2 separate regions of the Homo sapiens genome follow, and region 2 is linked to region 1. Evidence: chromatin contacts called from ENCODE Hi-C or POLR2A ChIA-PET data. All regions are on one chromosome and are shown on one strand. The core of a region is the stretch at or near the end of the contact, and the rest is flanking DNA. Distances in the headings are between cores, read along the strand shown. Region 1 overlaps LINC00907 (long intergenic non-protein coding RNA 907). Region 2 overlaps LINC00907 (long intergenic non-protein coding RNA 907).

What was found. A loop is a pair of places that touch in the nucleus more often than their neighbours do. ChIA-PET counts read pairs that join two places held with the same protein, here RNA polymerase II (POLR2A).
Region 2: a loop to region 1 is called in a map of mammary epithelial cell, with 2.3 times the contacts of the local background. The contact joins two enhancer-like sites. A Hi-C loop is called at or near these places in 1 of 168 maps with a recorded cell type or tissue (mammary epithelial cell). POLR2A ChIA-PET finds 5 or more read pairs at or near these places in 2 of 52 experiments (GM12878 and WTC11).

The regions. Positions count from the first base shown.
Region 1 is chr18:42,295,725-42,303,631 of GRCh38, forward strand. The region is part of intron 3 of LINC00907 (long intergenic non-protein coding RNA 907); the gene reads left to right. Among named protein-coding and RNA genes, the nearest start is that of LINC00907, 110 kb to the left of the region's middle. Within about 2 kb of position 3,652, at least 6 of the 41 ENCODE cell types and tissues checked have a DNase peak (open chromatin) inside an H3K27ac peak, as active enhancers do.
Region 2 is chr18:42,410,263-42,418,169 of GRCh38, forward strand. All of the region lies in intron 4 of LINC00907 (long intergenic non-protein coding RNA 907), which reads left to right. Among named protein-coding and RNA genes, the nearest start is that of LINC00907, 230 kb to the left of the region's middle. Within about 2 kb of position 4,974, at least 2 of the 41 ENCODE cell types and tissues checked have a DNase peak (open chromatin) inside an H3K27ac peak, as active enhancers do.

The DNA of each region.
Region 1 (7,907 bases), core at 2,402-4,901:
AGGCCTGAAGATTTACCACAAATAATTCCTTTCCTTGTTGTAAGCTTTGCCGTGCAATACCTTTTTTTTTTTTTTTTTTTTTTTTTGAGATGGAATCTCACTCTGTTGCCTAGGGTGGAGTGTGGTGGCATGACCTTGGTTCACTGAAACCGCCTCCACCTCCCAGGTTCAAGTGATTCTCCTGCCTTTGCCTCCTGAGTAGCTGGGATTACAGGCATGTGCCACCACATCCAGCTGATTTTGTTGTTTTTAGTAGAGACAGAGTTTTGCCATGTTGGCCAGGCTGGTCTCAAACTCCTGACCTCAGGTGATCTGCCCATCTTGGCCTCCCAAAGTGCTGGGATTACAGGGATGAGCTACCGTGCCCACCCCTGTAGTACTTTTATATAGATAAAAATACTTCTGGGAAGGGTAACACTAGAAGTTAAAACTCCAAGAGACTTTGGATATGATTTAGTGCCATGTTTCACTCTACAAAAGAGGAAACTGAGGCCCAGAGAGTTCAAGTGGCTATCTTATAGCAAATTCACAATGAGTCCAGTACTAAAACTCACTTTCAGACTTTTTTGCTATATTGAATCACCACATATGACACTGTGTATTCATTAACATTAAAGCAATTTGACTTCATGTGCCCTTCCTGCGCAGCTGTGGTTCTGATTTAAATATCATTTCTTGAGAGCCACATAGGAGGTTATTGACTCATGTTTCTAGCTATTGCCAAAACAACCACAGTCATTTGGAAAAAAAAAAAAAGCAACAAAAGTTTTGCAGAGATACTTGCTATTAGGTTAATTTGCAAAGCATATCCTGGATGCTTTCCCCTTACCTTAGAACTTTTTGTAAAAGATTCAGGAAGTTTCTGGCATTTTCTCCCTTTTTAACTTTTTCTTCTTTTATCCTGGAAAAGAGTAGAGAGAAGACTGGTGTATAATGAATGTTGAATGATGAGTAAGAATGATTTTCCTTCAAAGTCAGGGTTGGCAGCTGGTCACTCACTGAGTGATAATAGCAATAAAAACAAAAGCTAACACTGATGGACTGCTTACCATGTGCCACACATATTGTTCAAAATGCCTTCATTATTTGATTCAACTTATTTTATCCTTATTATAATGCTACAAGAGGTTGAGCAATTTTCCCAGCTCTTAAGGGCCAGATCCAGGATTCCAACTCCAGCATCTTCCTTTCAGAACCTAGGACAGTAACCACTCAACCACACAGCATTTTGTTATAGAATGTAGCTGATTTCCCTGAACTTTCTTCTTGGTGATCATTGTTACAGTTGCTCCTGTCCTCAATGTTGAAGAATACATATGTAATCTGGATCTCTAAAATTTTATGTGATATTAATTGCTTTACTCTGATGTACAGAGATATTCAGATAAAGGATGTCCTGGGATTATGAGATTGACTAAGATATGGCGATAGAAAAGAGTCCAGGACTTCTCAAGATTGGTGATCCCAGTGTCAAAAACTTTCCAATGGCTAGAAGCACCTCTCTATTTTGTGACAAAGGAACAGTTTATTGTGAGAAATGTTGTCTAAGAGACCAGAGACTCCCCTGTGCCACTTGTGTGCTATGAGACCCTGGGCAAATTACTTTTCTTCCAGAGATCTCAGTTTGGTCCACTTTACAATCATCTTTGTGTTTTCTTCTTGCTTCAATCATTTAGGAATTTAAACATTGTTTTTCCACATGACTCTTCTTGGAGAGTAGAATAGCTAACCCTACATATAGATAAGAGCCAGGGCAGGCTTGGACTTTCACCTCCATGTCCCAAGTGAGCCCTCCTCTTTTGTCTTTATGGTGGGTCAGTGCTGAATGGCAAAGCAGACAGAGCTGCCTCCAAGACAGCTCATCACTGGCAGGAAATCATTCTAGTTCCTGGCATTACACCTACACATTCTCTTTCATTGCCCATTTCTCCACTCCCAGTCATAACAGATGGGGGGCAGGGGGGCGGGTCCTTGTCCTATAGGCCTATTCAACTAGGAAGGTCTGGGGAGTGGAGACAGAGATGTGGAAAGAACTGTAAGAATGGTCCTCAGAGCTGCTTCACAGCTAGTGAGGCTGGATGAAGAGGTGGTCCGTGGTATTAAAGAAAATACGATCATCATCAGCTCAACAACCATCACTTACCCCCAGGTCTCATCACCAAATACAAAAATAGCACCTGTTTCTGTACCTTGCACTCTTTGTTGACACTTCTTCCTCGATTTATTTTCCTGTTAATTTTTCTGTACATGTTAAATACATTTAAATAAGTTCCACTAGCATAAGCATTAAAGCAAGATAAACTTCACTATTCAATTTGCTTTGGGCTATCAGAGATGTCAGTCAAGATTGTGCAAGTAGATGAAGAATGTGGAGATGGGCTTGGGTGGGTGTCACCTGAGGACTGGAAGAGGAAAGGGCAGGAGGAGAAATCAACACCCAGATCATCAATCAAACCCCCCATCTTTTAGGTCACAAGAGTCTCTCTTTCCCATTTTCTAAGAAGGATTTAGTGTGGAAGAGGCCATAAAAGTGTGTTTCTTTGGCATTCTTAAGTCTAAATAACCCGGTTGGGCTGAAAACCTCTGTCCAACACAGTTTCACTGTTAAGATGTGTGAGTGTCAAACCCACCACGGTGGCATGTGCCTGCAGTTTAGCTGCTTGATGCTGAGGTGGGAGGATGGCTTGAGGCTGGAGTTTGAGACAACACTATGCAACAAAGGAAGACTACATCTCAAAAAAAAAAAAAAAGTACGAGAGTCAAAACTACAGAGCCTCAGGTTTCCAGTTAATATGGAATGTGAGAATGAGACTTCCGCCCAATTCCCCAATTCCTCCCTCCTCAGTCTCTGTCGTTTGATTCTTTGGGTATGACAACTTAGCACGTAGAATAAGCTCACTTAATGTTAGTTAAATGGACTTATAAAATTCACAACATTGAGAATTTCGAGAAAATAGGGGCAACAAAAAGAGTAGGAAGGTAACCATGCAAAAAGCCTCCCCACCCTAACCAGCTCATGCACATACATAAAACACAAGAAAGTTAAACAAAATTTCATGATGTAGTTTGTAGTTTGTCTTGGTGAAAGAAATTAAATGATTTGCAATGAATTTCAACCCTTTGGCAGAATTAATGGACCTATTGCTGTGCAGACACTGCTGCTTGAAGGCAATGGAATTGGAAATTTCCATGCACCAGGGCTCCCTGGCCAGCAGATGGCGATGTTTCTTAGTTTTACAGGAAGATGCCAGGCCAGAGGCCGTTAGTTATGCAGGGCGTGTTTATCAGATGGCTGTTAAATCGGTTCAAAATCTGTAAAGGATGGCAGATCAGCTCTTATTTATTTATTTTTACTTAGAGTTGATGAATTCAGTAAAATTTCATGATGGGAGAATGAACGCTGTGCCTTTGTGTTGGGGATGGGAGCAGAGGACGACCAGTATCCAAAATGGTTGGGTAGCTGCGTTTTATCTCTCTCAGTTGCTTTTTAAAATGAGATTCTTCTCGCGCTGCCTTCTAGCAGCCTGGATTTAGTCAATGTGGGACCAAAGGGCACATTGGCAGCAGTTTTGTTCATTTTCTTTTACGTTTCTTTGTAAGTGGGCTTGTCTTCCCGGGTCAACCACTTGGCTCGCAGATCCTGGGGCAGAGGCAAAATCTGGGTGAGGCTGGGTCGGGAGCCAGGGCAGGGCTGCTCAGAGTTGAGGAATGGGAGGGAGGAGAGCTGCTTCTAGGCTCTTTCTCAGCCACGTGGGAGAATTGGAGATGGATCCACTTTCTCCTCCCTGAGCCCAGCAGCTATTGCACTGAGAGCCAGCATCCCTCTGGAAAGAGGCCGAACCATTTTAAGCAGAGGGAAAGAAATTTGTGGAGTAAATTGGTCTTAAAATACTGCCTGCTCTGTGTGCTGACCCATTAAGGGATATGGCACCACTTGGGATCCAGGATATTCAGTTTCTTGATTTGGAAGTGTCACTAGCCTACTGTGTGATGTTGGACTTGTTTTTTCATCTGTAATGTGAACACTTTGATAGAAATCTTACACCCATAGTTAAATTTGTATTCTTCTGAACTAGCAACTCTGGTGATACAGGAGAATTTTTAGATGACCAATTAAGACAGAATATTTAGGGGTGGGACCTTGGCGTGCACCTTTTTTAAACAAGCTGTCCAGTTGATGTAAATGTTCAGGTGGGCTTGAGAACTGTTGCTCTAACCAGGGGATCTCAAAGGGAAGTCTCAGGACAGCAGCATCAGCCTCACCTGAAACCTTTATTATTATGATTATTTTTGATGCAGAGCCTCGATCTGTCACCCAGGATGGAATGCAGTGGCGTGATCTTGGCTCACTGTAACCTCGGCCTCCCAGGTTCAAGCGACTCTCCTTCCTCAGCCTCCCAAGTAGCTGGGATTTCAGGCGCCCGCCACCACACCCGGCTAATTTTTGTATTTTCAGTAGAGACAGGGTTTCACCATGTTGGCCAGGCTGGTCTGGAACGCCTGACCTCAAGTGATCCGCCCCTCTCGGCCTCCCAAAGCGCTGGGATTACAGGTGTAAGCCACCACGTCTGGCCCAAAAGCTTTTCAGAAAAGCAAATTATTAGTTGCCCTAATCAGAATCAGAAATTCTGAGGGTGAGACCCCAAAATCTGTTTTAACAAGCACTCAAGGTGATTTGGATGCAAGCTAAAGCTTGAAACCTACTGTCGTGTTTGGAAGGATGAAACTTCCCCGTACCTTTTGCATAAATGGGGCTGGGGATTACTTCTGGGAATGGGATGTAAACCCGGTGTTATATGTCATTTCCTGGGCTAAACGTTTAGTTGTTCGTGTATGACCTTTCATTTTCTCATCTAGGTAAGTTGTGTGATTTTAAATAGAGAGAAATGCAGCATGCTGGAGCTTCTGCTAGTTTGGACCCCAGAGTTGCTACATTAACATCTTGTAAATGAAACAAAACAAAACAAAAATTTTTATGTTAAATGACTGAAATTTTGTGGCTGTTTGTTCTTGTATTATAGCTTATCCTATCCTGATGAATACAAGTATTAATGCTGTAGTTCTGATGATTTGGTTTGATTAGTGCTGATAAGAAGAGGAGGGACTTCCCCATCCCTCCTCAGTCACCAAACATCCATTTCACAGTTCTTCTAAGAATATATATTTAGGTTTAACATACTGGGATAATTTGAGAAAAGCTTCTATATCTGGTTGTGGGTTGCACGTGCCAAAAATGGGAATGGAATTGAAAAAATATTCAGTCTCATGTCCTGATGTATTCAAATATCTATATTTGGTATTATAGTGTTCAAATATTGGGGTCTGAGTTTGCATCCTTAAAAGTTCTTTCTATAGCTCTGGATTATTATGCTGATACTAAGAATTTGATATTGCTTCTTCCCATTGTAAGAGCTCAAATCTGGGAAGGCATTCTCCTTCTCTTTAGACCTTTCCTAAGTAGACTACTTTGTCTTTCTATGACAGAAACTGCACGTTTTGTGCTCCTTTACTGAGGCGAGTGTCCCTGGACTTGTCCTTTCCCCACCATTGCTTTTTCCTTTGTATATTTATAGCCATCACTCTATTAAGACTGCTTCACAGGGTGGCTACCTTTACTTCCTGTTTTATACTCATTAATAGAAACTTTCTCAGACCTCTGTTTTCATCATTTCTACCATTAATCTTTCTTGACTGTTATTGTTTTGTTTGTCAGACCCCATTACTGTTGTCATCAAAATAATCACCACCACCATCATTAATATTGTCAACATAGTCAACATTTATTGAAATTTTGCTACATCGTTAAGAGTCTGAACTATTGATCATTGATCAAGATATCATATATTTGACCGTCCTTTTGCCCCATCAGTTTGCTCTTCTGCTCTGCTTTGTAACTGTCTGTTACCTTTTCATACTTCTGCAACATGGAATTACTGCCCTGATCCAAGATCCTTTATGTATAGTTTTCTTATTCCTACCTTAGTTCATTTATTCAAAATTATAATGCTCTCTTTTGCTTCATTAAGATATGGCCCTTAGAATCCTGATTTATAAACAGCAAATGCCCAATTCTCATTCCTCTAGGGATCTCTTTGTGACTTATTCCATTTTTAAATTAGGAGAACTCAACAAAAGCTGCTGTTATATCTGCATGAGTTTTTCCCTCTGGAGTTGGTGTTGACGATCTCCCCAGAGCTGATTTGACTAGGTCATTAAGATGGATGAAATAACCATATTGACTGTTTAGTGAGCTGGTTATTTCAGTAATCTTAATGAGAGAATTAGATCGATCCCAAGGTACTCCAAATCCTTATTTGATGATTGACCTAGAAGCAATCAATTGCCCATGTTGCTCTATATGAATTCTCTGCTTCCGTCAACCAGTCTCACTCCCCACACACCCCCTAAACATGAACTCTACAATACACACACACAGGTACATACATAAGAAAACCCATGGGCAGATGCCTTATTGGAGATCAGGCTGGAACACACAAGTAAAAACGTGCAAGGGGATTTCATTTGTGTTTCCAAATGTTACTAGGACTCAGTGCAGGGAAGGCAAGAAGGGGGACTGGTGGCAGAGTCTAACCTTATCACATGATGCATGTGGTCACCGGGGCAGGGTGCTCAAAGCCTGTTTATGTGGATATTGAAGCAGAAGGGAAATATGAAGCTTTAAAATTTACAACACACTCTAATGTTTGTGCTGCTATAACAAAATATCACAGATGGGTAATTTATGAAGAACAGGGATTTATCTTTCACAGTCCGGAGGCTGGGGAGTCCAAGATCAAGGGGCCGGCCTTGGGGTCTGGTGAGGGACTGTTCCATCGATGGTAACTTCTCACTGTGGCGACCTCTCTTAGAGGAAGCTAGAAGAGAAACAAGGGGCAAACTCTCTCTGAAGCCTCTTTTATAAGGACCTTACATCTTAATACCACCACAGTGGGGATTAAGTTTCAACATTAATTTCGGAAGGGACATTACATTCAAACTCTCCATCCAACTCTTGTCTTTGGGAAGTTCATCTATAAGCTGGGAATTGTGACCCTAACCCTACCAACCATACAGGACTTTGTGCTTACTAAATAAGACCCAGATGGAAAGAAACTTTGAAAAGTATAAAGCATTGTAGGAATGAAGCATGATATACTCAAGACCTAATATCGGTCATCAAAAGGAATTCAAATGTGGGAGATAATTTGTCAGTATTGACTAACTTAAAAAATAATTGTTTTCTCTAATTTTTTTAGTAACTTTCTTGACTTCACTTACCCAGATAATAACCTCATATCTCACCCAAACATTTACTTTGCCTGTGTGCTTGCACTTTGAATTTCCCTCTAAATATAAGAAAAAAGAATTTGTGTGTCTGTGTGCACACATATGTGTCTCTGGTGGGCAGAATTTGGGAGTGTGTAGAATCTTGGAAGGGCCCAGGGGCTTCAACTGAATGATCCAATCTGGCTTTGAAGCCACTTATAGGACTCAAAGCTCTAGACTGTCCTGCTGAGACTCACACAGAGCAAGAAGGAGGGGTGAGAAATGTCCATAAGTATTTTCACTCAAACCATGATGCAGGAAAGAAATGCCACAGACTATCAAAGAAACAACTATTGATGTCTCCTGTTTCTGAAGCGCTACAGATTTTAACGTACTAAAATGTAAGTTTGGTGTTTTTTCATTATCTTATGTAGTTGTCTTGCTTATAAGTGGGTTTGTCCTGTTTCTCCAACTCTGTTTTAATGTTTTGTTGTTGTTTTTGTTTTTTTTTTTTAACCAAAAATGCTATCCTGTGTTCCCTAGAACCTGTCATTTAGGACACCCATCATGTCTTTTTTTTTTTCTCCCAAAAACAAACTTGTCCCTAAATAATTCAGTTAATCTTAATGCATTTGCTTTTA
Region 2 (7,907 bases), core at 3,724-6,223, 120 kb after region 1:
TTAGAGAGGGGAAACAAATCACCACAGACCCTGTAATGACTTTCCAAGCAGTCATTATAAATTTTTCTCCTAGCTTTTCCCAAAGAGATTGGTGGCAAATTTAAGGTTAACTTTGCCTTAATTGGCTCCTGGTCTTTGGAGAAGTTATTGGACATTGACTCTATGACCATACTGTTCTCTGGTAAATCACAACAGTACTGTGGTCCAGAGGTCATAGTTGAGACTTATGAGTGAATATCAGGTGGTTAAGAGAATTTATGCTTGATATTATGTCCTAGTGGGCCCAGAGGATTCACAAACTCATCTTGTGGCTACTGTGGTATAGATGGAAAAGATATATACTCAGCAATAAGCAGCAGTTCCATGTTAGCCTTGAACTTGTGGAGTGGTAGATATTAAAAGACAAGTGAAAGTCCTTGGAACTGAAAGAAATATTCCTAGAATAACTGCAGAGGTTGGTTCATAATCATAGACTCTAAAGATACAAAGATGGTTTTTTCTATTATATTCCACTTAACATTGTGATGACTGTGTAGTGAAAGAAGAACCTTGGTAATGACAAAGGATTATTAATGTAAGTGTAATTAAATAATGAATCCAATTGTAATTTTCCAGATATATTATCTTTGTTATTAGCAGATTATCCCAGCTTTTGGCTCCTGTTCTTTAGCTATTTAGCTTGAGCATGTTTTTAATTCCTCCTCCACCCCATCCTAATAAACAGAAAATGCCAGAAATAGATTTTTCCCACACCTGGAAGGAGTACCAGCGTACCATAACCATCTTTATCTGGGCTTAGTACCATAACCATCTTCATCTGGGCTACATGCCTTGATTTTGTCCTCAGGAACTTTCTCCATCACATAATTTCTCAGGATAACGTGTTGGTCTACAAAATTGATGACATCATGTTGATAGAACCAGGTGAGCAGAAAGTAAGGTTGTCTTAAATGGTTCAGTAGGAGTCATGTGTGCTTGGCACCCCAGTGAAGATATCGGGTGATATATACTTTAACATTTGAGGCTACATCTTCCAAAGAGAAATACAAGTTGCAGCACATTTTATCTTCTCTTATTAGGATAGAGGCATAATGTTTAATTGTCCTATTTGGATTTTGGAGGCAACACATATCACATATAAAGTGTATTGTTTCAACTTATTTGCCCAAAATGCCTATAGCCCTGAGCAAGAGGAAGGTCTTGTATATAAGCATCCATCTTGTATATAAGCAACGCTGCTAGTTGGCTGTCATGACCCAGATAATCCAACGGTGCTAAAAACATCTGAGGCAGATCAGTATGTTCTATGGGCCCTTTCTCAAGCTCTATGGGAAATTACAGTTGAGGACCCAGTTTTGGAGCAAAGTCAAGCCCTCTTCTGAAACAATTTTCCTTTAAGAAATAGTTGTGAGCTTGCTAATGAATCATCATATAGAAGATATCATAGGATGTAAGTTTACATTTAACCTAAGTTGCTTATCTTTAACTGGGTTTAGTCTAATCTACTGTGTCATAAAGTCAGATGAAACCAAGAGCTTTTTATCAATAAATTTAACTATTATTTAGAATATTGTGCAAATTACGTAGGATATCGCTGGCACAAAGCCAGCTGCTACAAGTGATGCCTCTCACCCCAATATGTCTGAGTGGTTGATATGACTGCTACTCACTGGGATGGTGTCCTAATAAAGACATGGCTCTCTCTCTCCTTGGGCTTTGACTTCCATTCTCTGGAATGGGAAATACAGGGAACTCAGTTTACCATAAGCCACATCCATTGGGGGAAGGGTATGCCTGGATCTATTTGGTTTGGAAAATAGGTTGTCATGTGTCTTTTTTTTTTTTCTGTTTATTTAGACATATGAGGAACTGAGACTAAGAAAGGTTAAACGAATTTCCCAAGGTGACAGTTTTAGGAAATAGTTCAGCTGACACTAAAGTTCTCTCATTCTTTATCCAATGTACTTTTCACTATAACTCTGTTTCACTTGGGCTTTAACTGTTATTTCTTTAAGAACTCTCAGATGATGCCTTTACATAGTATTAAAAGCTGTTACAAAAAATCCTTATTCTTTTCATTTCCCAGGGGCTTCTCTATTTTCCAATCCCAAAATTACCTTCTGCCCTCCATCCCAGTCTGTCACTGCTCGATCTTACTCTTAATGCATCAGTAGTTTGCTTTCTGATTGGGCTACTTTTATCTTTGGAATTTCGCAGTGTAATTTCATCATCATCATTCTTTCCCCTTGCCCTTGCCAACTTTAGGTGTATTGGTTTCTGTCCATTGTTTACTTTACATCATAAAAACCCAGACATTGGAAAAGTAAAGGAAGATTCAAAGAAATATTAAGCAGACCAAACCTAAATGATAAGCCTATAGTCCTATCTAAAATAATAATTTGTATCCCAAGACAATACTCTTTCAAATATGTGAAGACAATGGTCATTTTCCCCTTTGAGTCTTCTTTTCTCCAGGCCTTCCAGCCTTCCTAGGACTTACTGCCTCAGTCCTTCTAAAGCATTTTCATAAGCCCTAGTTTTGCTTTCTTTTTACTAATCTTGTGGGTGGGCTCCCTTTTTTTGTGTGGACAACTTGACCAACTAGCCACTACCAGCATGGAAAAAAAAGATGATATTTTCTCTTGCTCTGATCTTTATATTTCTATTAACAATGTCCAGTTTTATTCTCACTTTTTTCCTCAGTAATGTCACACTTTGTTTCTCTTTAGTTTAGCTGAAACAGTCAATGTATTTTTACCTTGTATCTTCCTTTAGCATTCTTGAGTTGTTTCACATTCCTGCTACATGACTAATATGATCACCATCCATTGTCTTGCTTTGTCCTATGGGATGTGCTCTTTATTACCACTACTGGTAAAATTTCCCTACTGTGACCTCTCTTCCACTTTCAGAGTTATGTAAGGATACTTGCTTACAAGCCTAGATGTGGTCCAATTGGCTATCTACGCTAATATAATCCTGCTTCACATTGAAGGCACAATATTTGCAAATTTGCTTTACGTCTATAGCTTGGAACTGACATATTCTTATTTTGGTTTTTTGGGAAGACATTTAGTTCTTCTTGGTCCTGTCTGAACACTATCAAAGAGAATTCCCTCCTTCCCCTACCCCATGACTTTCAGAAAGTTATTGTGACATTTCGACAGCTATAATGTTGATAGTATGTTTCCTTTATTTCCTCCTCTGACTTAGGTAGAACTCTATAGAGCACTGGAGACTCGTGAATCAATGGTGCAGTTATTCATTTTTCGCTAACTTTGACAACTGTCTTGTATGTTTCCCTTCCCCATTTGGCCCAGACCTAACCTGTGGCTGTCTTGCTGAATATGGGGACCTGGACGTTTCACAGGCTGACAGGGTGAGACAACACAAGCAAATGCAGCTGGCCTGATGGGGATGTTGTCAGATGCAGTCAACCCCACTGGAGGTATACTCACTCAGAGAGGCTGGTCCTGAGTGCTCCTCCCATCTGCCTCCCTGTCCCACGGTTGTGCCCTGGCTGCCCCACGCTGACAGTGGGGCTAGCCAAGCATGGCTGTTGTGAAGATCTCAAGACGATTCAGAGAAAAAGCCCAGACATCATTTTGCAGAGGATATTATACATACAGACTTGGAAGCATTTTGAGGAAAGGTGGATAAGGTCCAAGGCAATTTTTTTTAGCCCTACTTGAGGGTATGGGAGGGGTGAGTGGGAATGGGGGTGGGGCTGCAAATCCAGGGAAAAAATACTTGACGTGACTGACCATCTTGAGTGCAAATTGTTAACTATAAAAATCATGAGTGGTTGGCAGCTACTGTTTTTGTTTGCTTGTTTTTTGAGTCAGTCTTGCTCTTTTGCCCAGGCTGGAATGCAGTGGTGTGATCATAGCTGACATCAGCCTTAAACTCTGACTTATTTATTTATTTATTTTTAGAGATGAGATCTCACTATGTTGATCAGTCTGGTCTCAAACTCCTGGGTTCAATCTGTTCTCCCACCTCAGCTTCTCCAGGAACTGGGTGTATAGGCGCAAGCCACTCTGCCTGGGTCTTTTTTTTTAAGCCAATTTTTTCCCTCTGTAAAGATGTTCCTCTCACTTTTCACCAAACCTGGACTTCGTGGTTGCCACTTCTATGCATAGTGGAAGGGACAAATGTGAAGGGAATTAGTGTTTTCATATACTTAAGAGAGTGCCTATCTTTTATTGCATTATGAATATGGCATTTGGTCAGGGAAGGTGAGTCCCATAGACAGTCAAAAAAAATGTCCTGTAGGTACTGTTTCAGGTCCCAGGTGTTCTTCAGGCTGCCAAATATTAGCTTTCTTCAAGGCCCAGTCAAATTCCACCTTATTTTGGAAGCATCTGCTTATTAATTTACCCAGCAGAAATTATTCTCCCTCTGAGCTCGCCAGAGCATGCATATTGTCTGTGATGTCACTTACTTGGTAGATTTTGAAAGAGGCAGTTTGTTCTGCTCCTGTGTGCTTCCAGTCTTGAAGCTTACCTGACTACCTGTGTGGCCTTGGGGAAGTTAGCTAGCCTATCTGAATCCACATGCTCTCATCTCTCCAAGAAGGATGATAACATTGCCCCACTGTTGTAATCGTTGGGTGTTGCCATGATTCACTGTTACTATGTTAGTGCCATTGCTTCATAAGCTATGAGGAATTCCAGGAAAGTCAGTAATGATTATTATGATATCATATAATTTCTGAAGTGGAGGCATCTTTTTTTTTCCCAACCACACTGACAAGTACTTGAGATCAAGGATTAAACATTATGAATCTCTGCTTTCCTAACACTGTAATGCTATGAACATAGTAGAAAGTTAATAAATACTTACTGGGGGCCAGACGGGAGTCGTGATTCCCTTGAAAAATTACCAAAATGTTGACGTATCGTCACCAACCTCTTTCCAGAAAAAGAGTAAGCAGATTAAATGATGATTTATTTTGCAACATTGTAACTTTAAAGCCGTTGCACTGTGGAATTCGTGAGTCACAGCTTCTTGTCTACAGTATCAACTCTAAGAAGAGACTACAAAATAATGAGACCAGTTAAACAAACTTGCCAGAACTTTCCATATCTAAATGTTTCAAAATATTTACTTTAGGAGGCTTCTCAGTTATTTCAGAAGCCATTGCTCACCACAACCAAATCCTAGTACAATTCAAAATCAAAACAGACAAACAAAAAGCAATCATTGCTCTGCCCAAAACAATGTCTACCCATCCAAATTCTTCAGTCTTCCAATCAAGGCCCATCTCAAGCTGGCTTCAGCCCACTTTTCCTCTCTTACTATTCACTAAGCAGATTTAGCATGGTGAAGATAATGTTAGATTTGTAAGAAATGTAGGAGAAAACCTAGCTCTGTCTCTTATTTTTCTATGACCTTGGAAAAAGTGTCTCGTCTATTCTGAGTCTTAATTCTTATATCTGTGAATGAAGATACTGATGTTTTTCTGTCTCAGCATAAGGATTAAATAAGATGAAATACAATGTATGTAAAAGTGTCAGTTTGGGAAATATAGTAGGCTCCTAACAAGTGCTAGGTCCCTTTTTTGGCATTCTTTAGACAAATTCCTGATTTTCTCTGTACTCACTGATCTCAGTGTTGGAAATGTCCACCCAATGTCTCTCTTCCTACTTAACTTTTACAGACTAATTTAAGTTAGTTTTACTGGGCAAAACCTTTACTGTCCCCTCTGGCCAGAAAGGTCTCTTTTTCTCAACTTCTTTAGTACTTGTAAAACTAATCATGTATTTGCCCTTTGCTGATCCATATTATTAAGTAAAAAAAATTCTTTTCCTCCACAAGATTGCAAGTTATCTAGAAGACATGAATTTCTCATATATATTTATATTTCCTCTGCTCTGTAGGAAGGTGTCATGCCTATAGGGAGGCAGCTCATTGTAGGGGAAAGAACCAATGCTTTTGCATGAGACACACCAATTTCCAGCTACAAAGTGGACAAAATCCTTGAAAGATGATATATTCATATACACAGTCAGGTAGATGAATGTTTGATTTCTTCTGTTAAGTACATATGTGTCCATTAAGTATAGATACACATTTTTCTTTACGAGTATAGGTAAGATTGGATATAGGAAGTTGTGAGTAAATAAAGTTCTGGTGAAAGTCAAAACTGAGCCAAGAACAGGGATTACCAGGCAGCACCAGCAGCCCTTAAGAATAAGCAAGATGCTGTGTAAGATGATGGATCAGACAAAAATGCCAATAAAAGAATTGACTAAAAATTATCTTTTGCATCACTTGAGTAAATGTCATCCTTGGCTCCCTCCTGCTTCCACTCCCCATATTTAAATCCATTCCAAAAATATGTTCCAAATCTGTCTACTTTTTTCTGTTTCTACAGCTGCTACTCCACATGAAGCTACCACTCTCTATCATCAGGATTATTTTACAGTCTCTTACCTGGTCTCCCATTTCTGTCCATTTTTCCTTTCTTTACAGAAGAACCAGAATGACTCTTTAAAAACATAAATCAAATCATGTCATTACCTGCAAAAATATCTAATAGGTTCCATTTGAAATAGAATATTTTAATCCTGGCTTATACGTTTTTTAAAGCCAACCAACTTTTTACCAGAAGATGGTATTACACATGGATGACTGGCAGATATTTCTCTGGTAGAATAAGATTTGATGCTAGTGATTTGATATATGGCCAGGGGTCACAGTTCAGTCAATACTAATACTGCAATTTGTATTTAAAAAGAAATGATATTCTAGGCATTCAATATGGAGGAAATTTTTGTTTCAACATGGGCCATACCATGTATCTTTGTATTGATGCAGGAGTTTTTCTTGAACTCTTCATCAGACTTGCAATGGGAGTGCCCTGTTTACTCAGGCTGCCACACTCAACCTTTTGCAGGAGGAAATGCATTAGCTAGTGAGTGCAGGATCTGGCTGGCCATTTTGGGCACTAGCAGGAACAGGCTCAATGAGTGGCCCCATTTTAGTGCCCAGCTGGGGGTGCCTGCTACCCCTGAAACCCCAGAGGGTGTGTTACAGTAGTATCTTAGCTCCACCACCCATTGACAGCGTGTGTTATCAGCTCAGTAGGTCCCTTACCTCATCGTGTAGGGCAGCTGCCCTTTGCCAGTGAGGGCAAAGGGCCAATGTGACAGCCTTTTTTCTGTACCTGACTAGGTGAGTCCTGAGCTCTTGTCTGGCGTCTAAAAAGAATGAGGTCGCACGGACACTTGAGGGATGGTGGAGGTGGAGAATTTTATTTAGTCATGGTTAGGGCTGTCAGTGGAGAGGGGAGCTGGAGAGGGGATGGGACAGGCAGATAATCTTCCCTAAAGTCTGGCCATCCCCAGCCAGCCCTTCTCTGAAGTCCAGTCATCTGGACTTCATCTGAAGCCACCTCTCCTCCGGAGTCCAGTCATCCCTCTGAAGTCTAGTTGCCTCTCTGCAGTCAAGCAGCTTCTCTCCCTCTACCAATTGAATCTGGAGTCTTTATAGGCACAGGATAGGGAGCAGGACAGGCCATAGGCAGTTTTAGAAAAGGCACCATTCAATTGGAAAAAAGACATTATTCAGAAAGAACAAATTGGGAGAGAGCAGGCAAACAGGGATAGAAGTTTTTACATTGGGTTGTGGGTTTCAGGCTTTTCAGCTCGTAGGTGGGGTTTTGCCAGGACCTGCCGCTGTCTGCCTAGCATTTCTCTGCCTCCTGCCCCTATCAGTATAGAAATAGTGAACAAACCAGCATGATAAGTAGCCCTTGAACCTGGCTTTCTTGTCTTAAGTCTTCCTACTGTGTTCCAATGAAATACTCCATTGTGTCTATAAAAAGCAGCTGAGTTTTTGTTTACATGTCTAAAAACCAAGAACGAATAAATACTGCAGTGTAGTGAAAACTACAGGTCACT